Linked DNA regions of Mus musculus: all the other regions are linked to region 2. A link is a loop called in an ENCODE intact Hi-C map of the cell type or tissue named here. Cell type or tissue: heart. All regions are shown on one strand. Each heading gives the region's core, and the rest is flanking DNA. Links, peaks and the distances in the headings are about the cores only. Region 1 overlaps Zfp366 (zinc finger protein 366). Region 2 has its middle 16 kb from the start of Gm45938. Region 3 has its middle 70 kb from the start of Zfp366.

The links. Peaks named below come from ENCODE experiments on the same cell type or tissue, not always from the same donor. Only the 100,000 strongest peaks of a DNase experiment are listed, where the experiment ranks them.
Region 1: a loop joins it to region 2, with 2.8 times the contacts of the local background. A loop is called at or near these places in 4 of 42 quality-filtered maps.
Region 3: it touches region 2 in a loop (1.9-fold over the local background); 2 of 42 quality-filtered maps call a loop at or near these places.

What each region holds. Positions count from the first base shown.
Region 1 is chr13:99,227,537-99,235,420 of GRCm38, forward strand. It overlaps Zfp366 (zinc finger protein 366), which reads left to right. Exons shown (of 5, transcript NM_001004149.1): 2 at 783-2,119; 3 at 6,561-6,752. The coding sequence starts at 797. Among named protein-coding and RNA genes, the nearest start is that of Zfp366, 47 kb to the left of the region's middle. In heart, for the core only: CTCF peaks have their summits at 3,183 and 3,922; DNase peaks (open chromatin) are centred at 2,785 and 3,155; H3K27ac peaks cover 925 bases.
Region 2 is chr13:99,123,018-99,130,901 of GRCm38, forward strand. No RefSeq gene overlaps it. Among named protein-coding and RNA genes, the nearest start is that of Gm45938, 16 kb to the left of the region's middle. In heart, for the core only: CTCF peaks have their summits at 3,167 (motif pointing left), 3,370 and 3,674; a DNase peak (open chromatin) is centred at 3,724.
Region 3 is chr13:99,250,591-99,258,474 of GRCm38, forward strand. No RefSeq gene overlaps it. Among named protein-coding and RNA genes, the nearest start is that of Zfp366, 70 kb to the left of the region's middle. In heart, for the core only: no CTCF peak of the experiment used is centred there; a DNase peak (open chromatin) is centred at 4,341.

The DNA of each region.
Region 1 (7,884 bases), core at 2,381-4,880, 100 kb after region 2:
AAGGGAGGGACACAACCGTAGGTTTAGCGATTCCTAACCTTGGAAAACGCCCTTCCCGCATCCCACCGCCCTTGAAATTGCTTCTGACTGAGGACTTGGAGTGTGTGAACTGACAGAGTGTCTTGGGAACATGGGAATAGCCGTGTTTTCTCTTCATATCAGCCTCCTCTACTCGATGTACCTCAGCAGCTTATCTTGCTCAAAGTAAGTTCCTATCTGAGCTCAGTGTAAAGGTTTATCTCCTTCACGGTCTTGGAATATCCTTATCTGGTGCAGCACAGATGCAACACAAGCGGTGGAAACTGGTTTCCATATGCAAGAAACTCAGCAACGAGACATTTAAAACATCAGTGAATAGATACAACTCCAACTCGGACTGAGAACTGCTGCAGACTGCGACCCGGTTCTGAGTCCCCCCACTGCGTAGCTGTGCGATGTGAACACATCACTTCATCCCTAGGGGCCTTAGGACCCTCACTTTAAACAGAAGGGAGGAGAGGGAGGAAACACAGGGGACAGATGAGTTTTCAGGTTTCTGCCAGAACAAATCCACTCCCAGCCCCTATGGTACTAAAAGTCTGTGGTTCTGGAGTTTACAATAGGCCCCTCGGATGGCTAGCCACATTAGCAGCTGAGTTTGCAAGAACTCAGGGGGTCAATATAAACAAGTATTACTTTTTATAAGTTAGTATTGATCCCTAACCAAATCCCTTAAATCCAGAAACAAAAGATTGGAAACAAAGCAAAGCAAAACCACACAATAGTTTTCTTTCTCTTTAAAGGGAAACTGCAGAGGATGCAGAAGGCAATGAAGATGGTCAAGGATGAGGACGGGCCCCTCAACGCTGCTGCGAAAAGCATCCCCTCTTTTCCCCACTGTCTACAGCCCGAGGCTTCCCGAGGGAAGGCTCCCCAAAGACACCCCTTCCCGGAAGCCCTCCGGGGCCCCTTTTCGCAGTTTCGGTATGAACCTTCTCCAGGAGACCTTGATGGATTCCCGGAGGTCTTCGAGGGAGGAGGGTCCCGGAAACGGAAGAGCATGCCCACCAAGGTGCCTTACACTCACCCTGCAGAAGAAGCTTCGATTGCTCAGGAGAGCAAGAGCCTGGGCCCTCCGAACCTCACTCTACTTTTCCCGCAGCCACAGCGCCCCAAGTGCGACTCCCAGATGATCGATCTGTGCAATGTGGGCCTGCAGTTCTACCGCACCCTGGAGCACCTGGGGGGCAAACCCGTCAAGCAAGAGCCGGTGAAACCCAGTGCCATGTGGCCCCAGCCCACGCCTCCTGCCTTCCTGCCTGCGCCTTACCCTTACTACCCCAAAGTCCACCCGGGACTCATGTTCCCCTTCTTCGTGCCCTCGTCCTCACCCTTCCCCTTCAGCAGGCACACCTTCCTGCCCAAGCAGCCCCCCGAGCCAGTGTTACCCCGCAAAGTGGAACCCCTGGAGAGCGAGGAGACCAAACAGAAGGTGGAGAGGGTGGACGTGAACGTCCAGATCGACGACAGCTACTACGTGGATGTGGGTGGGGCTCAGAAGCGCTGGCAGTGCCCCACCTGTGAAAAGTCCTACACCTCCAAGTACAACCTGGTGACCCACATCCTGGGCCACAGCGGGATCAAGCCACACGCGTGCTCCCGTTGTGGGAAACTCTTCAAACAGCTCAGCCATCTGCACACCCACATGCTGACACACCAGGGTACACGGCCCCACAAATGCCAGGTGTGCCACAAGGCCTTCACCCAGACCAGCCACCTGAAGCGCCACATGATGCAGCACAGCGAGGTGAAGCCGCACAACTGTCGCGTGTGTAGTCGGGGCTTTGCCTACCCCAGCGAGCTCAAGGCCCACGAGGCCAAACACGCCAGCGGGCGCGAAAACATTTGTGTGGAGTGCGGCCTCGACTTCCCCACCCTGGCTCAGCTGAAGAGGCACCTCACTACGCATAGGGGCCCCATCCAGTACAACTGCTCGGAGTGCGACAAGACCTTCCAGTATCCAAGTCAGCTGCAGAATCACATGATGAAGCATAAGGACATCCGTCCCTATATCTGTTCCGAGTGTGGCATGGAGTTCGTGCAACCCCATCACCTCAAGCAACACTCACTCACCCACAAGGTATGGGAGCCGTGGGGTGGGGGAGGGACAGGGAGACAACCAGGGGTGGGCTGCCACCCCTGGATCACCAGAAAAGGAATAGAACTGGGGACCTATGACCCCTGCTCCTATCTAAAATGCCGAGGAGCTCTGTGACCCTGGCTAATATGCCCGCTTCCCACCTCACATAGCAAACAGTGAGAGACCTGCCAGTATGCAATCAATTCAAGCCCTTTCCTGGAATAGCCTTAGAGCCTGAGGTGGGACTGGAAATGACCAATGCAGACATTTGGAGAGGACAGTAAGGAAGGATGAAGGAAGCAGCTGGCTGCTGTGATATTTCTGTTTAGCCCCCAAGAAGCCCCGAGCTTTGTTTCTAGAAACTTCTTTTAGGGCACTATCAAAAACCAAAACAAAACCAACCAACCAATCAACAACAATAACAACAAAACACATGTCATCAGACCTCAAATCACCGCCATGCCTGGGCTATACCAATGAAACCTTCTTTCTAGAGAATTCTCTAAGAGCTCTTTCCAGCTGCAGCAAGGCCTATTTCTGGCTCGTTGGCTGGCCCTTCTGTGACATTTGCTTCCTTCAGGTGGCTATAAATTGGAGCAGAGTTTAGCTAGTCTCCCGGGGCCTGCTCTTCCCTGTCCTCTTGGGTTCGTTAGTCTGTGAGAAGCAGAAGGAAGCACCCTTCTCTGCTGTTTTTTTTTCTCCCCCCCCCCCCCACTCAGATCTTCAGGGAGCAACACAGATCCAAGGCTGAAGTTCTGCCTCATTTGTAACTAGTGACTTGGAGTTCATCACAGGAATAGGCAAGCCCCTAGCTGGCATCATCGTGAGATCTTTCTCAACTGAGCTTTTACTTAGGTCTGCTTTGACCTGCCAAGAGGGGACTTTTGCCTCTGCTGACCTCTAGTCTTACCCTTGAACTCAGTGGTTTTCTTGGCAAGAAAGACTTCTAGCAAACCAGAGTCTTTAAAACATCCTTTATTTCCAAAGGTCATCAGAGGGCTGGCCAGCTGAGGCCAGCTGCAGCTCTGCTCCGCTGGGGACAAAACACAGTGCTCTCTGGCTCAGCAGCAGAGATGTACTTCCTGCTGGACAAAAGGCATTCATAGACGCATCTGAGGGGAACTGGCTGACAAGTGAGGGGAACCATCGACAGAGGACTTGGATTTAGATTTGGCCCCAAAGGCACCTCTGGCTTAGTTCAGGGGTTCCTGTGTGTATGGGAAAGGAGTTAAAGGTTACTGATTTTAGACCATATGGATTTGGCAAGGTAATAGAAAATGAACTTCAAATGGAAAAAACAACCTGTTGTCCAACATAGGTTTTCTTCACATTGTTAAACAAAGTGTGCTTTTGGTAGACACATGGGCAAACACCGGGTGCTTGCTTCGTGGTGGTTCGTACCTCATTCCTCCTGATTCTCCAGGGTGCTGGGTCTGCTTCTGACTGAAAGTGAAGACACTTCAGTCTCTCAGAACAGCAGCACCAGCACCCAAATCTATTTATTTTATTTTATTTGTTTTATTTATTTATTTTATTTTATTTGTTTATTTGTTTTATTTAGGTAGTTTTTTTTGTTTTTTTTTTTGTTTTTTTTTGTTTTTTTTGTGAATGTTTGCTTGGGCGTGCAAAATGCACGTGTGTGTGCACATAGAGGCCAGAGGTTGACTTCCTGTGTCTGCTGTTACTTTCCACTTAGTTTTTGAGATAGGTTCTCTCACTGAACTAAGTTCATCTACTGGCTAGGAGAGTCTGGCCAGTGAGCCTCTAGCTATTTTCCTAACTCTGCCTCCTAGTGCCAGGATTAAAGACAACCTGCTATGCATGGCTTTTTCTGTGAGCATTGTGAATGCTTGCCTACTGGGCATTTTACCCACTGAGCTAAACTCCCTAGACCCAACATTGAATTCTTTGGGTTTTTGTTTTGTTTTATTGGTTTTTAAGATGAAGTTTTTCTGTGTAGTCCAGGAACTCCCTTTGTAGACCAGGCTGGCCTCAAACTCACAGAGATCCACCTGCCTCTGCTTCTTGAGGGCTGCCATTAAAGGGATGCGCCACCACAGCCCAGCCAACACCAAATTCCTAACCACTGTATTATCAAGACCCCACCCTACCCCACCCCCAGCCCCGCCTCCTGGCTCTAACGGCTCTCACGGGCTCCTTCTTCTGTCTAGTTTCATTGGTACTTTCAGAAAGGCAGTAGTTTCTCTTATATTCAATAGTGTGTCCAGCTCTTCTTCTCTGTCTTCTATGCCAGCCATTTGTGAATCCTAGTTTGGAAACAAAATTCTCTAAAGTATTCCCAAGAGAGTGATAAATACCTTCTCTGTAGTCCCAAGAAAACTGGATCTTACCCAAGCCCAGAGAAAAATCATTCTTTTTTTCTTCTCCTTTGTCCCCTACGCTATATATAGGTTCTGAGAATTGAACCTATGGACTTAGGCATGCAAGCACTGAGCTGTCCTTAGCCCCACAGAACAGCAGGCCAGAAGGAAAAGGCTGCTATAATAAATTTGAAAGCCCGTCAAGAAAATAATTGTTGCTGATTTTATGATTTAAAGTGCACTGAATATGTAAATCATTTACAAAACTCATCTGGGGGGGCATTAAAACCTAGTTTTGAGAGAAAGTTGATTCCAGGGTCTTTTTAATAACATAACCCTGTCCTTATCTGTAAGCATTTAGGATAGAAAGCCTTTGCATCAGAGAGAACCCAAGAAGTCTTAAGACTCTTTTCTTGAAATAGGGCTTTTCCTAGGATGGTCTCAAATTTGCTTTTAAGCAGAGAGTGACCTTGAACTTCTGGTCCTCCTGCTCCCTGGGAGCTGGAATATGGCCATATGCCACTGCACCTGTTAATGTGTGGCTGGGGTTCCAACCCAGGACTTCATACATTCAAGGCAAGTGCTTTACCGACAGTGTTATGTGCCCAGCCCCCACCTCTTCATCTTGAGAAGACAAATCTTCACCAAGAAAGACCCTGGGACTTAACTCTTTAAGGTTTCATAATCAGTAGATGATTAGACAGAGGCATGAACCCACCCCTTAGTGCTTTGAGTTCACCAAACTAAAGACTGCTAACCTCTTACCATGCCCCCAACTTAAATAAGTGAGGGTCTGGCTAACGTTAGAGCTAACTTGGAATCTCTCCTTCCTTAGACAACTTATGGATAGCAGACAGTATGGATCCTTAAGGTGTTAACTTGATAACTTGTTCTAATCCTCATTTTAGTGCCAAGGTTCTTTGAATCTTCCTTCTTAAGTCATTCTTGCCTGGAACGACAGTCTACGCCTGTAGTCCCAGCTACCCAGGAGGCTGGAGCAGGAGGATGACTTCGATCCAGGAATTCAACACTAGACTCAGCAACATAGTGAAGCCCTGTATCAAAATGCCACTAGCGGTCTAGAGAGATGCTAAGTGGTTAAGAGCACTCGTTGCTCTTGCAGAAGACCTGAGAACATTTCCAGCACCCACGTGGTGGTTCACAACCATCTGTAACTCCAGTTCCAGGGGAACTGATTTCCTATTCTGACATCCTCAAGTACTAAGCACGTAGGTAGTACACACACACACACACACACACACACACACACACACACAAGCATTCACATACATACAATCAACAAATCTGAAATTGTTCTTAAGTCACTGTAGATGGAGACATTTTGCACAGGCTTCTTCTGGGAAGTGAAGGTTGCTAAGATCACTAACAGTCTGTGAGTCCCTGGAAAGGCTCTGTGTTGAAGGCCTCAGGACTCAAGCATTCAAACACTGCTCTCTAGACAGCAAGGAAGCCAGACAACCTTCTGTTCTATTTTTCAATTTAGAAGGTTATCCTTGCCAATTTTCCACAACAGAAGCAGCTGAACTACAGGAGGCTCTGGAGTTATGGCCCATGGGTCAACATGGCCTGTGGGAACCCAGAGGACCAACAGGAGAGGGTGATTATCTGGCTATAATTGATTGAAGCAAGGATGCGTGGCTCTTTGGGGATTTTTGAGTCCATTAGTGAGAACTGGCGAAACACTGGCTTCCTTGTGGGAAACGACATTCAGTTTAGATTCTTTCCATCCTCCTGAAAGCCAGATTATAGACTCATTTCACATATCATTTTACAGTGCTCTTACCAAAATCTTCTCTATTAATCTTCTCATCCCATTGCTGTAGAATTAACCCAGCAGCAGTGGGAACAACAGAGGGTTTCTTTTATTCTAGTAGTCGGTTAGTTTATGTTCAAAAGAAAAGAAAACAGTAGATTATGTGATCAACACTTCCAAGGAAATCATAATTTAACGTGACTAAAGCTGTGTCATTTAAGATTTCACTTTGATCTCCACACTTCTTGTGGATGTACGTGTCAAGGAACAACAAACAGCCTGTCACACTCACGACAGCCTGGTTAACACTCAGCCCTCACTGGTTGTGAATCTTGCCTCTGCGCAGGGTGTGAAGGAACACAAATGCGGGATCTGTGGGCGTGAGTTCACCCTGCTGGCCAACATGAAGAGACACGTGCTGATCCACACCAACATCCGTGCCTACCAGTGTCATCTCTGCTACAAGAGCTTCGTGCAGAAGCAGACCCTCAAGGCTCACATGATCGTCCACTCGGATGTGAAGCCTTTCAAATGCAAGGTGGGGAGAAGGAAGGACTGGGAGGGAGTGGTATGCAAATCTCTGACAGGCAAGACCCTGGGAAACCTTCTACTAGATTTCTTCAGTAGTACGACTGAGGCTCAGAGGAGGCCTGTGGCCCAGTCCAAGTCACTCCACCACTCTGACCCTGTTTCTGCCACCCGAGCTCACAGCGGTCCTTCCCTGGTTCCTCTTCATATGACTGTGGCCTAACTGCTTAGTTCAGGGACAGGGAGTGAACAGGCAGTCATGAAAACTCTGAGTGTAGTACACTCTTTATATAATTGCTTGGAAGAAGCTAAAGGTGATGCGGGGGGCACTACTGGTCTAGAGAGGAGAAACCAGGCTGGCCCTGTTTCTCTTATAAGCCAATGAGTAGCCACAAAAAGGAATCTGAAATCTAACACATTTCCCCTGTCCTGTCTTGACATTTGGGCTAGGTCTTACAATGTGAGAGCAGACCTCTCTCAAAGAGGATTCTGGCATGCTGACTTCATTCTCTCTGGATAGAGTTTCAATGGTCAGATTGCTAGTTCTTAAGATAGTTGCAACAATATTCATGATAGCCAAACTGTGGAACCAACCTATGGGTATATCAGATGATCAGGAGAGAGACCGGGCCATATACACAAGGGAATACTATTCAGCCATAAAAGGAACAAAACCTTGGATCTATGTCAAACATGAACGGAGACCATATTGGAGGACACGATGTTAAGAGAAATAAATTAGGCACAGAGAGACAAATATTGCATGCTCTAGCTAGACATACAAGCTAAGTTGACCTCATAGAAGCAGAGCTGAGAAGAGTGGTTACTCGAGCTTGGGAAGGGGAGGAAGGAGAGGAGACAGAGGTTGGTTAGGCGCAAAGATAGAGTTAGATGGGAGGAATATGGCCTGGTTAGTGGCCCATAGTACAGCAGGGTGACTAGTTATGAAGACTTCACTGAATGTTTCCCTGAAAGAAAGATTTTGAGCATCCCCAACATCAAGACCTATGTCGTGATGGTATATTGACGACCCTGATCTGCTCACAACATGTTCTACACATGAAGCTAAATATACTATACCAAACATATATGAATCGTCACTATGTGCCAATTCAAAGCATTCTGAAAAAGCACAAAAGGAT
Region 2 (7,884 bases), core at 2,182-4,681:
TAGAACCCAAGACTACCAGCCCAGAGATGGTCCCACCCACAAGGGGCCTTTCCCCCTTGATCACTAATTGAGAAAATGCCTTAGAGTTGGATCTCATGGAGGCATTTCCTCAACTGAAGCTCCTTTCTCTGTGATAACCCCAGCTGTGTCAAGTTGACACAGAACTAGCCAGTACAGAAGGGAAGCTGAGATGGCTTTCCAAAGGAACTCACAGTCTAACTTGGGTATTGAGACACATATGTACAGCATATGAGAAAAGACCGAAAACTAACATTAGGGCTTTGAGTGTAATGAGCAAAATTCTTTATATCAGAGTCGAATTTAGAGCCCTCTAAATAATTACACTTATATAATTATGTAATTTTCTTAACTCTTGAGAATTTCTCACATGTATACACCATTTCTCACACGAAATAGGTCATATCCATGCCAGTCTCTTTCTATATTTCCCATGTCCCTCCATACTTACCTCTTCTAACTCCGTTTTCTCCTCTTCCTCCTCTTCCCCACTGGATTCAATTAGTACCATCTATATGTGCATGCATGTGGGACCATCCACTGGGAATAGAAAACCTACCAGCGACCACGCCCTCAAAAAGCCGGTTCTCCTTCCCCAGTAGCTTATCAATTGCTAGTAGCTCCTCAGTAGGGGTAGGGCCTAGAGAACACCGCCTTAATCTGTGACTGAATTCTCTGGCTGACTTGACCTTGTGCAGGGAGCCACATCTGCCTAAGTACGGTGTGAGTACAATCGCCATCTCGGATCCAGAAGACGTTTCACGTCGCTCCTCCCCACCCTCCAGTTCTTATGTTCTTTCTGATGCAGTTCAGATCCAGGACAAGTGGTGGAGGTGCATATTTTACACACCAAAGAGGACCAGAGCTCCAGGTTCTCCCAGCATCCTTCAGTCTCTATGTATACAGGGCATGGCTGGCATACCCTGCCCTCTACCCTGAATTTTACAGCCCAGGGGCTGGGCTTCCCCTCCCCCATAAGCTCCTCCCGGTACAATCCAGGCATTTTGTGCTCTCTCTCTCTCTCCCTCCCTCCCTCCCTCCCTCCCTGTTCCTCAGTACTCCCACTCTCTTCCTCCCCCTCCTTCCTTTCCCTCCTCCCCCTCTCTCTCTGTATTTTCTCTCCCTCTTGTGAGCAAGCCCTTTCTCGATTTCTGTCTGCCCTCCTCCCCAGCCACTCCTCCCACCCCCATCCCCCACCCCTGTCTCCCTCACCCTGGGCCACTTTCCTGGCCTCATTTCTTGGGACCCTGAAGTCACTCCCCATGAAGGGCTCCCCCTTATATTCTCCAATCTGGTTTGAATTGGCTCATTTCACCAGCAGAGAAAAACTTTCACTTTCTCCCTACTCTTCCTCTGTCTCCTGAGCCTTGGAGGAGCAGGGGTAGGGTTAGTTAGCAAAGATGTCTCTCCTAGGGCTGAGCACTCAAGTTCCTTTCTCACCACATTCACCAGCCATGACTCTCTGCATTAGTGGCCGATACTGTTGAGAGCTGCCCTCTCTGTCCATGGTGGATCAAATTTTGAATATTTAAATTTTCTACACATGTGATATTAGGAGACCATTGGAAACAAATTGAGAGAAGCACAGATTAAAGACTTGGGGAATATACCTCACCAAGCAAACTTCAAATAAAACAAAAGGCAGAGATGGCTTTAACTTGAGGAATGGGCTAAAAGAGTCTTTTCTAAGTTTAAGGGAAAGTCGGTGTTTTTCTGGGCAAGAGAAGCTGGAAAGAGGAGGGGGGAAAACAGAAATGGAGCAAAGTGCTGGTGGCTGATGGAGGAGTGTCTAGGAGAGAGTCTCAAGTGTAAAGAAAAGACCTTGAAAAGAAAAGAGCATTTCCACCTTTGAGACATGGTCTGAGGTGGGTGGGTAAAGAGGCACATTGTTAGGTCACACCGAATGATCTTATATGGTCAGGGGGCGGAGAAGTGGAGAAGAGGGAGAGGAGAGAGGAATGTGGAAGGGCTTTTGGCAGGAGTCTGGCAGGGAGTGACCCAAATACCTCTGGATGCTAGGAGCTAGCTGAGTGAGATCGGCTGGGTCCCTAGGAGCATGAGCAGGCCTGGGGACAAGATGTCCTTTGGCATTGCTCAGCAGGCTGGGAGCAGGAGGACAGGAAATGGGTGGAATGTAACAGCTGCACACACAAATGTCCGTAGCTGGAGATCTCAGGAGACTCTGTGCATCTGACTCCCGTCCTCAGTGAATGTTCCAGTTACATGATATCATTTCTTCCCTTTGAAGATCATTATGAACCTTGGGCCAGGAAGAAATGCCATAATTTGTCACTGAAATGTGTGGTGCGTAATGGAGAAAATATGGAAAGGTCTAAAACTTCAACAGTGCCTAACACGAGGCTGGGGAGAGGGCTCGGGCAGTCCAGTGCTTGTCTTGCAAGTTCAAGGACATGAACTCAACTCTCAGAACTCACATAAAAGAACTGGGTGTGGTTGCATGATTTTTAAAATCCCAGCACTGGCGAGAGGAGGAGACGAGCAGATACCTAGGGCTTGCTGGCTAGCCACCCTACCCTACTCAGTGAGCTCCAGGGAGAGACTCTGTCATAAAAAACTGAAGGGTGAACTCAAGAGAGGTGGGCTGGCAGTTAAGAGTAGTTGCTGCTCTTTCTAGAGGACCAGGTTCAGTTATCTGTAAATCACATGGTGGCTTATAACCTTGGTAGTTCCAGTTTCAAAGGATCTGATACTGTTTTGTTTGCCCATGTGGCCACCAAACACATGTGGTGCAGGAACACACTCACTCATATACATAAAATAATTATACTGAAGGGGAAAAAAAATCAAATTTTAGCTGGGCAGTGGTGGTACACGCCTATGATCCCAGTGTTCAGGCAGTAGAGGGAGGCAGATCTCGAGGCTAGCCTGGTCTACAGAGTGAGCTTCAGGACAGCCATGGCTACACAGAGAAACCCTGCCTTGTAAAACAACAAACAAAAAACAAACTTTAATATATTAGAAAGATAAAGTTGGACTCTGCACACACTGGCAACCACATGACTCACAAATACACACATACCAAAGATGAGCAATTAAAAATTTAGTTACTGGGGGCTGGAGAGATGGCTCGGAGGTTAAGAGCACTGACTGTTCTTCCAGAGTTCAATTACCAGTAACCACATGGTGGCCATAACCATCTGTAATGAGATCTGGTGCCCTCTTCTGGTTTGCAGACATACATGCAGGCAGAATACTATCTACAGAACAAATAAACCAATCCCCCCCCCCAAAATTAGTTACTGACTAGCATTGCTTCAGATCATAGTGTGTATAGATGGTATCAATGCCCACTTCATATTCCAGTCTGTGTAACGAAACACTGATCCTCATGTTCTTCTGTAGGTAGATCTTATCACAGACTATCTAGTGTCAATCATTCTCTAAAACAAAATGCTCAAGAAATTGAACTAGAATTAAAATACCTGGGCTCCATTCCAGCTTTGTCACCACCGATGTGCCCCCCAAGTCATCTTACCATTCCTTGGCCTTAACCACTCGTTTGTAAAATAGGAAACTAGATGAAATCTCTCATAGCCCCAATGTTATTACATAGTCCTACAGTTTCCGGCCTTCCTTTAACAAAGATTTTTCTCTGTGAGTGCTGTCCAAGTTGGACACTAGGGGTCACGTTCAGATAACCACTCACAAACACATCTGCCTGTTTCCTCAAGAGAAGGTCCCGAGCAGCTAGAGGATGCGCAACCTGCTTTCTCACTTAAAGGACTTTGAATGCTCTGTGCTGTTTCCCTTTCCGTTCACTGGGCTTGAGGGCGGGGCAGGAAGCCAGGCTTCTCCATCAGCTTTTCCTTTGGGTTAACGTTATTTTCTTCCTTTCTCACTGTGATCCCCAACTAGTTCTTCAGTTGTGAGGCAAATTATCAATCTCAATGATTCATGATTTGCCTCTACCAGTACTTCTTTGCTAGGTAGGCTGGCCCCAAATCAGAACACCTCAAAGACAAGGAACAGACAAACAGCCTCCTTTGTGAAGACTGGCTTCTCACTGAATGGTTAGCAATTCTTGTACTGCGTGGTGCTTCTGAGGCAAGCGGGTTTCTGAGTTCCTTGTAATCTTGTTTTACTGATCTGAGCATTCCTCTGTCAAGCATAGATCCCCATTTGTCCTCTTTCAACAGTTGGTCTTGGGGTAGTCTTACACGCGTTCGCGACCGGCCAGGAAAGACGCAACAAACCAGAATCTTCTGCGGCAAAAGCTTTATTGCTTACATCTTCAGGAGCCAGAGAGCAAGAGCGCAAGAGAGCAAGAGAGCAAGAGTGCAAGAGAGCAAGAGAGCAAGAGCTCTATTGCTTACATCTTTAGGAGCCAGAGAGCTTTATTGCTTACATCTTTAGGAGCCAGAGCGCAAGAGTGCAAGAGAGAGAATGGTGAAACCCCGTCCCTTTTAAGGAGAATTATCCTCCGCCTAGGACGTGTCACTCCCTGATTGGCTGCAGCCCATCGGCCGAGTTGTTGTCACGGGGAAGGCAGAGCACATGGGGTGGAAAACTACCCTTGGCACATTCGCAGATTATTTGTTTACCACTTAGAACACAGGATGTCAGCGCCATCTTGTAACCGCGAATGTGAGGGCGGCTTCCCACAGGGTAGGTGGGCAATTCAAATGAAAATTAAAATGATTCACCATTGTAGGGAAAGGATAATTCAGTAAGCCATTTCCACGTTTAATAGCAATGCTTCGAAGCATCTCTATGGTGCTGCAATCTCGAAGTGTTTTCATGTGTATCATTTCCTTTCATAATCACTATGTGTCCCTTCTCCACCCTCCTCTCATCCTCCTTTGGAATAAAGGCCAAAAGGGACACAGAAAAGACAGAGGGGGATGGTAGGCAGCCTGGGGAGCAGAGTGAAGCTCGTCTTGGCAGTCTGGGTTAGTGTCTTGGCTGCATCCCTCGGCAGTCACATATTGGCATGACACACCCCTATGTTTGGATGTCCTTCTCTGAAAAACTGGCTCTGAATACCTCCTTTTTGGGTTAATGGAAAGATGGTCTTTTTGGAGAACCAGCCAGTCTCCATCTTAAGCTTAAGAGTCATCTTATGTTAAAGACAAAACAGGTTCATTCCATTTAAGATTGAACCTCTATTTTCTCAAGGATTGGGCTAGAACCTTAACTACAGATGTTTCTGTGCTCTGTTCCAGGAATGACAATCACGTGTGTGTTTCATGAGGTTGTTGGCGAACTTGTTGTGGTTGTGTTCTGCTCCTGTAACCCCACCTATTTCCCCTGTCAAATCCCTCATTTGGAATTCCCTTACCCCTGAACTATATAAAAGGCTCATCTGTCTTCCTCACATCTGTGGCTACTCTCTAAAATTCCAACTCAGAGAGAGAGAGCCAGCTGGCCAGTCCCCAGTGTTCCTCTAAAAGAAAACTTGCTTCAATTAGACCATTTGGACGTGGTCTTTCTCATCTCAACTTTTAGGTGTAACAGTTTCTCACATTCCAGTTTGCCAGTCATTCTCTGGGCAGTGTTGCCATCCTGCTCCTCCCTAGAGCCCAGTCCTGATCCTGTCAGCCTGGAGGCTCCAGGTGCTATAAATCACGGGCTTTTCCAGCTCGCCTTTCAGGCGACTCAGTGTCAGCAGCTTACGTCATCACAGACCTCAGCCAGGTGAGGCATGTTTCCACTGTCAATGGGAGATGTTTTCCTGTGCGTATTTTCCTATGCATCACACTCACCCTTTAAAAAGTCCCTCTGGACATTACAGCTCTGGCTATCAGTCTTTCATGTTCTCTCTGTCTCCTGGTTTCTTTGTCTCTGTCTGTCACTGTCTCTTTGTCTGTCTGTCTGTCTGTCTCTCGTGTCCCCACTCCCCCAATAAACCTCTTATTTAGATCTGTTGCAAGGTGTGATCTCTTAGCCTTGGCCCCAACCTGCCAAGGTACCTACCCCTGAGGCTTTATCCTAGCCCTAGGATTCAATCCTTCCTGTTCCTTTTAGTGGGCAGAGCTGAACCCACCCAGTTTTTTCCTGGGTTTTAGATGGAATGGACAATCAGCAGAGAAACCACTTGTGTGCTTTCAGCGAGCCTGAAAGTAAATGCCCTTGGAGAAAGGAGTCCAGCAAAGGAGGGGGCTGATCATCACCCTGGGAAAACGTCCAAGATGGTCAGAAAAGACTAGTGTTGGCTCTGGAGGTCATCCAAGGCAGGTGGGAGGGAGAAGAAAGCAATTACAAGTGGGGAGGGAGGGAGGGACCTGGGAGGGAAATTGGACAGGGTGGAGAGATTGGGGGGGGGGAGGGGAACCTGATCTGGTATTGGGTGAGGAAAAAGACTGAAGCTCTGAGGGCCAGCAGAAAAAAATGGAAACAGGCAACCTCAGGAGGTAGGAGGTTGGGGGGACCCTCCAGAATGTACCAGAGACCTCGGAGGTGAGAGACTCTCAGGACTCAAAGGAGGGACCTTAGATGAAAGGCCCTACAGTGGGGAGAAGGAACTTGTCGAGCCCACCTCCAGCAGAAAGACAGGGCATCAAGTGAGGGAAAAGGATTGCCATCCCACAGTCACACCTCTGACCCATAATTGTTTCTGTATGAAAGAATTACAGGGATGAAAATGGAGAGAAGCCTGAGGAAAAGAAGGTCCAGTGACAGGCCCAAAGTGGGATCCAGTTCCAGGGGAGGTTCCAAGGCCTGACACTATTCCTGAGGCTATGGAGTGATCACAAAAATTATCTATCATGACTGTACTCGGGAAGATCCAACAAGCAGCTGAAAGGGTCAGATGCAGATGGACAGAAGCTGCTGACCCCTGTGGTTGAATTAGGGAAGGCTGAAAGAAGCTGAGGAGGAGGGCAACCCTGTAGGAGGGCCAGCAGTCTCAGTTAACCAGGATCCCCGAGGTCTCTCAAACACTGGACCACCGACCAGGCAGCACACACCAGCTGATATGAGGCCCCCAACACATGTACAGCAGAGGACTGCCCGGTCTGGGTTCAGTCAGAGAAGATGTATTTAACCCTCAAGAAACTTGGGGCCCCAGGGAGTTTAGATGTCTGGTAGGGTGGGGACATTCTCGTGGAGACAGGGGGACAGGGAGGAGGTATGGGATGTGGTATGGGATGTGGAGCAGTTAGAGATTGGACCATGAGGGAGGAGAATAAAATCTGGAGTGAAATAAATAAATGAAGAAGAAGAAGAAGAAGAAGAAGAAGAAGAAGAAGAAGAAGAAGAAGAAGAAGAAGAAGAAGAAGAAGAAGAAGAAGAAGAAGAAGATGATGATGATCCAGGCCTTGTGGCTGAATACTGTAGCCATGTCTTGGAGCTCCCATTTTTCTCTAGGCAGTCCAAACCACTCTCTAAACTCCAGACCATCCGCCTAACTGTCATCTGCGTGTTACTGAGGCATCACAACACAGCACTTTCAAACGGAGACCTGCATTTTCATCTTTCCCCCCACAGACTTATTCCCTAATGTCCTCTCCAGTTTAGTTGATGAAAACTGTCCACATATTGCTCAGGCAAATCACTTTAGAGCCTTGCTCTTTCACACACACACACACATACACACACACCATTTACACACACACCATACAAACACACATACATACCACATACACCACACACACATACATATAACACACACTCTCACACATATACACATATATATACAACACACATAGACACATACATATACACACCACACTCACACATATAAACACACACACGTAAATACCACACACATTCAACCACTACACACACATTCACATATCACACCACACACACATATATGCCACATGCATTACACACTTCTTAAACGCGTTCTCACGACCGGCCAGGAAGAACACAACAAACCAGAATCTTCTGCGGCAAAACTTTATT
Region 3 (7,884 bases), core at 2,905-5,404, 130 kb after region 2:
AGTTTACCTGAAAATGGCATGTAGCCTGTGTTTTGTTAATTTAAATAAATAAAAAAAAAGTTGAAAGAACTGTGTTACTTATTTACCAGTACTTGAAAAATTGGAAAGGAAGCTGCCAAAATACATAGTACTAAGGTTTTTCTTGCTTCAAAGCACAAAGCCTGATGCAAGTTTGTTCTCCAGGAAGCAGATGCTAAGATGACTTGGTAAGTAAGACATTTATTTATGAGTAACACAAGTGAAAAGAAGAGATGAAAGACCTAGCAAGAAGAGAAAGGTTCTAAGACTAAGCCCCAGTTAGTCCTGGTAGACCGAGCTGGGGCAAAGACCTTCTAGCCAGCAGGGTTGGACCAGATTGGTCAGGAACATCTAGGTCTCTCCTACCCCATTACTCCAGCTATTCTCAGCCCGCACTCAGCACCAGAGGTGGGCTGCCCTGATAAGAGCACACCCCAGTACTTGGGACTGACCTTACAGGGTACACATCTGGGGACTGACTGCTAACTGCTTTCTCCAAACAGCTGCATGTCCTTCCTTGGAGGAAAACCAGGGTTGGGGGCATCTTCTCTGTATCTCACTTTATAGAACTCCATGGACCTCCTCTGGTAGGTTCTGGTAGGCTTTTTATCGAGAGGGAATCTTAAAAGAGGAAGGTGAAGCAAATTCCAGCTCCTTTACCTGCAATGTGTCAGGGTTCAAAGTCTAGACCTCGTCTCAGGACACACTCAGTCTTCCTACTGTGTATGTAACACCTTTAAAAGCTTTTGACCCACAAATAAACTGAAGAATAGTACCTGGTCCTCATAGACTATTTCCTCTAAGAAGCACTACAGAGAACATTCGGTCGTGGGTATCATACATGTGATACAGCCAGTGGACCCATCTCTTGATTTTATTTACTGTGTAAAGTCAAGCTCATGGTTTGATGTGATGGTGTGTGAGCAGAACAAATACTCCATAACCGACTTGCAAAATAATATGGGCTAAGTTCTTACATGTAGCAAGAACAACTTAAGGCAGGAATCTGGGTCTGTTCCTGCTGTCTCTTTGGGATAAAGAATGAACCAATCATCAACGATTGGTTGTTCTTCTTAAGCAGTGGGCTCATGTGGGGAGCTTGGCATCACTCTTCACAGATGGTCCATTCAGGAATGGTAGCAACTCCTTAGGCCCTGATCATTACAATTCAGGATGCCAACCCTGCAGGTCCCCCCCCCCCACCTCTGTACCCATGACTGCTTCATGCAATGTGCCTTTTTGTTCCAGCACCATATTAGCTATTGTCAGAGGCTGATGTCTACTGGCAAGGTCATTTGATCTGCTGTGCCACTGAATGTCTCTCCCATGGTAGGTGTTAGGGTGTGAAACAAAGGTTGTCCTACTTTTGTTCATTTCCACACATACATACATCCTCATAGCTGTCCTGGACAGATGGTAATGAATACCATTGCATTGTTAGCAAGAATAGCCTGTAGCTCAGTTCTGGATAGAGTCTTTGTACCCCTCTGGAACTTCATGAACTGGGCCTCCAGTTTCTGCATTTCTCCAAATAGACTTATAGTCCAAAGTCCTACCACAATGGCAAATCTCCGCTGATAATATTGGGAGACTTTTCTATCCCATTCTTACACATTCCTCTACAGATAGCTTCAAAGAACCACATATTCCCAGCAACAGCCCCACTTCATGATAAAAATGTTCTAACTTAGTTACTTTTCTCATCTCTGTTTGTGTTGCTGTGAAGAGACCCCACAACCAAGGCAAGTTTTACAAAAGAAAGCATTTCACTGGGGGCTTGCTTATAGTTTGAGAGGTTTAGTCCATTTTTATCATGGGTGGGGGGGAAGCATGGTAGCATTTAGGCAGTTGCTGAAGCTGTAGCTGAGAGCTACCTCCTGATCCATAGGCACAGAGAGAGACTCTGGGCTTGGCATGGGCTTTTGAAACCTCAGAACCCACCCCCAGCGACATACATCCCCCAACAAATCCATACCTCCTAATCCTTCTAATCCTTTCAAATAGTGCCATTTCCTGGTGACAAAGCATTCAGATACATGAGCATATAGGGCCATTCTTATTAAACCACTGCAGTGACCAAGCATCTTAAGGATAAGAGGGTTTACTTTGGCTTACAGTTCTGTGTCTGCCATGTGATGAAATCATAGATAATCAGTATTAAAGCAGCCACTACTCTTCTGAATAAATGACACTTAACTTGAGAACTGAAGGACAGAAAGGCAGCCATGGGGATAAGCAAGGAAGGGCTTTCCAGGTAGTGTTTACCACATGGGCAAAGGTCCTGCAGTATGAAAAAGCATGATAGAGGGAAGTCATGGCCAGAGGACTGGGATAGTGATACAGTGTGAGGGTGAAATAAAAAGTCAAGGAACAAAGAACATAATATTCACAGTTTTGAAACTTATTTTAGTTATCACATAAGAGATGGTTTGGAAGGTAACCAGAAGGATGCTGGTAGATACTCAAGAGTCAGCTTTAATATCCTGTGTGACTCACTATTAGGACAACATGATAACAAAGAATTTAAAGATGGGTACAACTACACATATCTGTAATCCCAGAACTCATGAGACTAGGGCAAGATGCAGAGAGTTCAGTGGCAGCCTGAGCTACATAAATAGATATCTGATTCTCTCTCTCTCTCTCTCTCTCTCTCTCTCTCTCTCTCTCTCTCTCTCTCTCTCTCTCTGAGATCTTTGACTTATACTCAAGGAAAATTTAATAGCAAAAACCAAAAGTGGGCTGGGATGATGTGTCAGTTGGTAAAACGCCTGTCTTGCAAACATGAAGACTTAAGTTTAATGGTTCAGAGCCCATGCATGGGGCAGGGCTGGGACAGCCATCTGGATGTGGTAGTGCTTGTAATTCCAGAGCAGGAGGGGAGGGGAGGGGAGGGGAGGAGTGGATCCCCTGTGCTCACTGGCCACGGCCAGCCAGATGAGGCAGCTTGGTAAGCTCCAAGCCAGACCAATAGAAAACCCTGTCTCAAAAAAACGAGGTAGCTAGCACCTAATGATGAATAGCCTTCACACATGTGTACATATAAATACACATGTGTGGATGCGCACATACACACACACACTAAAATGCATACTTTTCTCACCCCTTGATGTGAAGTCCATTTCCTGTCATAATGACTAAAGGGATCAGTTAGAGTCTGTGGCTCCCAGCGTGCTCGTGCTCTCTGCTTGGTGGGTGAGCGGCACACTTACTAAGTACTGCATGGTACAGAATTAAGTCTATCTGTTTCTCTATTTTCGTCTAGATTTCAGTTGGTGAAAAGTGAAGCAGGCAAGAATTGTACAGGCACAGGTGGTGGGAAGAGATGTCAGAGCAGAGTTTGAGACTCTAAGACTATGTAATGCTAGGAAGAACTAAGACTATGTAATGCTAGGAAGAACTAAGACTATGTAATGCTAGGAAGAACTAAGACTATGTAATGCTAGGAAGAACTAAGACTATGTAATGCTAGGAAGAGCCCTTTTATCGCTCCGGCTCCCCAAGCTCCCTCTGATCCAGCCAATACAACAAGTACATAAAAACACTTTCATTCTTAAAAGAGAACTCATGGCCCAAATATATTTTTATTTAAAAAAATAGCTCTTAAAAGTCTAGCTATGAAAAAAAATTTGGTCTAGTGCACACCTTACTTAGTGAGATGGGGAATAAACATGTGTTGTTATGTTACAAGGCACAGAGACAATTGTTCCTGGGCACCTTCTTTAGGAAGAAACCCAAAACAAAAACATGTGGAAGGAATTTGTCTCCACCCTTAAGGAACACACAGTTCTGAGCCAGACTGTGGAGACCAGCAGGACATAGCTAAAGATTAATCAAATATTTCTCCAGAGTCTTGCATTGAAGAACTCTCTGCCCTATGGAACCTAGGTGCACTCACAACCTGCTTTGTTGGAATCTCTCTCTCTCTCTCTATCTCTATCTCTCTATCTCTTTCTCCCTCTCCCTCTCTCCCTCTCCCTCTCTCTCCCTCTCTTCCTCTCTCCCTCCCTCCCCCACCAGTTCTCTCTCATATAGACATGCTCCACACCACACACACACATGCATACACTCAACATACACATACATACATATACCACACACCACATGCACACACACCACACATACACACACACACTGCACATATACGCACTCATACATCACATACACAATCACACACATTTCTTTTTCTTTTCTTTTTGTGTGTGTGTTTTCTTTGTTTTACATCAGTGCAGAGCCAAAAGCAACTTCCACACCCAGCACTACAAATCCCCGCTGCAAATGGAGGAAGACAAGCCCCCGTGGTAGCTGGGGTGTGACCCTTATGGGCTCCCTGGGGGCTCAGTATCAGTGGCGCTCACAGCTTCCTCTTCCCTGGATGCAACAATATATTAAGGGGAAGGAGAGGAAAAAAGGAGGCTGGCTCTTTTCATGATTTTCCTTTTTTAATTTTTGTTGAAAGAGGGCTGTGTTCTCTTGATCCTTCAAACAAATGGAGGGGAAGTGGAAGCCCAAAAGTTTCTCTTATGTTCCCTGGAGAGTGGCTGTGTTTGGAGTATGATGTGGGAAAAGTCCTTGTGTGTCTGCTGCATTGTCATGCTCCACCAAAGTGATCTGCACAGGGAAGCATGGGATAAATAGGATGTCTGTGTCAGGGGAGGGGTAGGGCCCATGACCTCAAATCAAAGGTCTCATTTGTCTATCATCTCTAACACCTCCCCACCTCCACCCTCCATCTTCATTCCCTGATGAAAGAAATGCAAGAACATCCTCTTAGCTTGGCTCAAACAACACTTCCAAGCAGAAGTGTTTCCTCTTCACAGTGCCCCTAGGCAAGACAGGTGACAGGGTAAGAGACTGGCTGAATTATCCACCAAATGATAGAGGCACGGTGGGGGAGCGGCTCTGTTCTGAATTTGTAGGTAGAATCCTTCTTAACTGATGCTTGGCCTATGTAGTAAGTCTCTTCACACAGTGGATCTTAATAAATGAGTGGTCTTTATAAGGAAAATAGATGGGTATATTAAGAGGTATATGGAAGAATCACAAAGCTATTGCTTCCAGGTTAGCGATTCATCATATTAAGCTGGCAAACGACTTTGTTTCTTCTTCTAGAAGGTGGTAAGAGTAAAACAATCTCCAACTTTCTGTGGAATGAAGGGACAGATGAGGTAAAAACCAATTAATCATTCTAGACTTGCAGAGACAATCGCTGTGGTACTTATTATGGTGTGCAGATAGCTTACCTTCCAACCTGTAACAAGTCTAGCGGAGAAAACGGCAGCACTTAGAGTGGCAGGTTATTCAAGTCAGAATAATATGTAAAACACTTAGCTGTCACTTTGCAAGATGGTATCCATACAGGAATGAGTCAATTGCCTTTCCTTACACTTTAAAAACTAGAAAATTCTTATGGGAAGAAAAAGCAAAACTGGAGACAAGGTTAGGCAGAACTTTAAAAACTGCTTGTGGCAGTGGCACTTCCCAGAGGATGTTCAATAAACGTTCATCAAGCAATGACGTATGTCTCTGAAGTGACCACAGATGACAGAGTCTAAGCCACTTAGCAGACACCTTAAGCCCCGATCTGAAGACACAGACAATTGCCTAGACTGTCAAGGGCTTGGGTGCCTGGCACTGGTCATCTCCTACGTAGCTGCAGGAACTCTGTACGTTTGGTCTCAGGTCTGTACTCAAATGTTTTGCTTTACTCCGGCCATGAGGTTTTAGAGCCACTGACTCTGATTCTCCCTGGGGTATTTTCAGAAGATGGTAAGATTGGTAATATGAACTTACCCGGAAGTCTCAAAGAGGAACTCACAAAATGCTGCCACTCAAAAATATACATCCTTCCACTATGATAACTTTCTGGGACAGGATCTATCGTAGCTCAGGTGGGTCTCGAACTTTCGAATGCAGCCAAGGATGGCCTTAGACTTCTGATCCTCCTGCCTCTACCCAACGAATGCTGACCTTACAGACATGCTTTACCATGCCCAGTTGATGTGCTGCTAGCATCAAATCCAGGGCTACACAAGCACTCTCCCAACTGAGCAATACATCCTTAGCCCCTCAACATGGTGAATTCAAACTGTGCATAAAAGTTCCAGAATAGAGGCACGAGGAATCTAGAAACACTGGCACTGCTCAAACATCAAATAAGATAGGCAAAAACTTTGCAGATACATCATTCAAAATCTGGCAACTGGCCAGGGGACTTAGGACAATATAAGAGATATTTTTTTTCAACAAAATCTTTAGCAACTCAGTAAGACAGTGGGAGGTTATACGAATGAAGCCGGGCTTCTGCTTCTCATCCTTCATTTTAATATTATAGAAGATGATTCTAGTGAGCCAAGAGGTAGGTTCCATCTCTCAGTTCCACAAGGAAAAACTATGCCATAAACTGGAAGCTAGACATTGGCATCAAAACCTTATCCCCAGGTCCAGATCAACAGGAAGATGCTGAGCTCAATGGCTTCCATCTCACCAGTCTGTTGGGAAAGATAGGTACTCGAAGTGCCAGGCACAATTGGCCCGTCCATTTCCCCTGGCTCTGTGCTATGGAAAATGGGTACCATCAGGAGACAGCTTAGTGACGCAACACTGTGAGTATAATTACGATAACCACAGGTACTGCCATGGATTTGTATTGAGTTACACAGACTGTATTGTTGACCATTTCTAGTGAAAACTTTACTGGCATTAAGTACATTCACACAATATCATATAGCTATCACATCTATTCATTGCCAGGAAAATTGTATCATCCTAAAGATAAACTTTGTAACTCTCTAGTAAACAGGGTTCTCTAAAGGGACAGAGATGAGGGAGGGAGAGGGAAAGGGAGACAGAGAGAAAGTCCAAGAAAAACAGAGAGGGAGAGAGACAGAGACAGAGAGAGAGGAGGGGGAGGGGAAGGAAGAGGGAGAGAAAATCTGAAAAAGATAGTCTGAGAAAGAGGCAGACAGACAGACAGACAGAGACAGAGAGACAGAGAGAGACAGAAAAACAGTCTGAGAAAGACAGACAGTCCAAGAAAGACAGAGACAGAAAGAAAGACAGTTTGAGAAAGACAGAGTGGGGGTGGGTGTTAAATTGCCTTAAATAACAGGAACTAGGTACTCGAACATTAGCTATCTGTACACTGGAGGCTGAGAACCCAGTAGACCCTCAGTCTGGGCCTCGGCAGACCCAACACAATGTTGGTAGGTTGAAAACCCCTTGAAATCACTTATATCAAGTCCATGTTGGAAGGGTCAAGAGGGGTAATGTGATGTCGGTGGAGAATGACAGATAATGACAGTAGTGGTAGACGCCCTTATTCAGAAAAAAGCAGCCAAGGCAGGCATGTGCTGCCTTTCCCCTGGAGCGCCCTCAGAGCTGGGCTGCCCATCAGAAGACGTTGCTCACCTTGAAGATAGGTCTTCTCCCTGAGTTAATCTCTGCAAACACAAGCTCAGAGGTGTGGCTCCTACGTGATTCCAAAAACTGACAAGTTGACAATGAAAAGCAACTTTCACAAGTCTACTCCTTAGAGACCTGACACCCAACCATGTCTCCTTATACCACGATTAGACTCCAAACCAGCACAATAACAGGGTCATAATTCCACCCAACCTAATAGAATTACCCTATCACGAACTGAAAATGTACTAATTCTCTCAGAATAAATAGCCAAGTCCCTTGAGGAAAGCTTACTATTTTAATATCTCGTAGTTTATATATAATGATATAGATTTAACAACAGGTAACTGCCGGTGCTGATGCCATCATTGTTGTGTTGTATGACAGCGGAATAGGAGAGGCAGGAAAACGAGATACGGGCTTATATGTGTACCCTTAAACCATGAGCCAAAGTAAAGCATG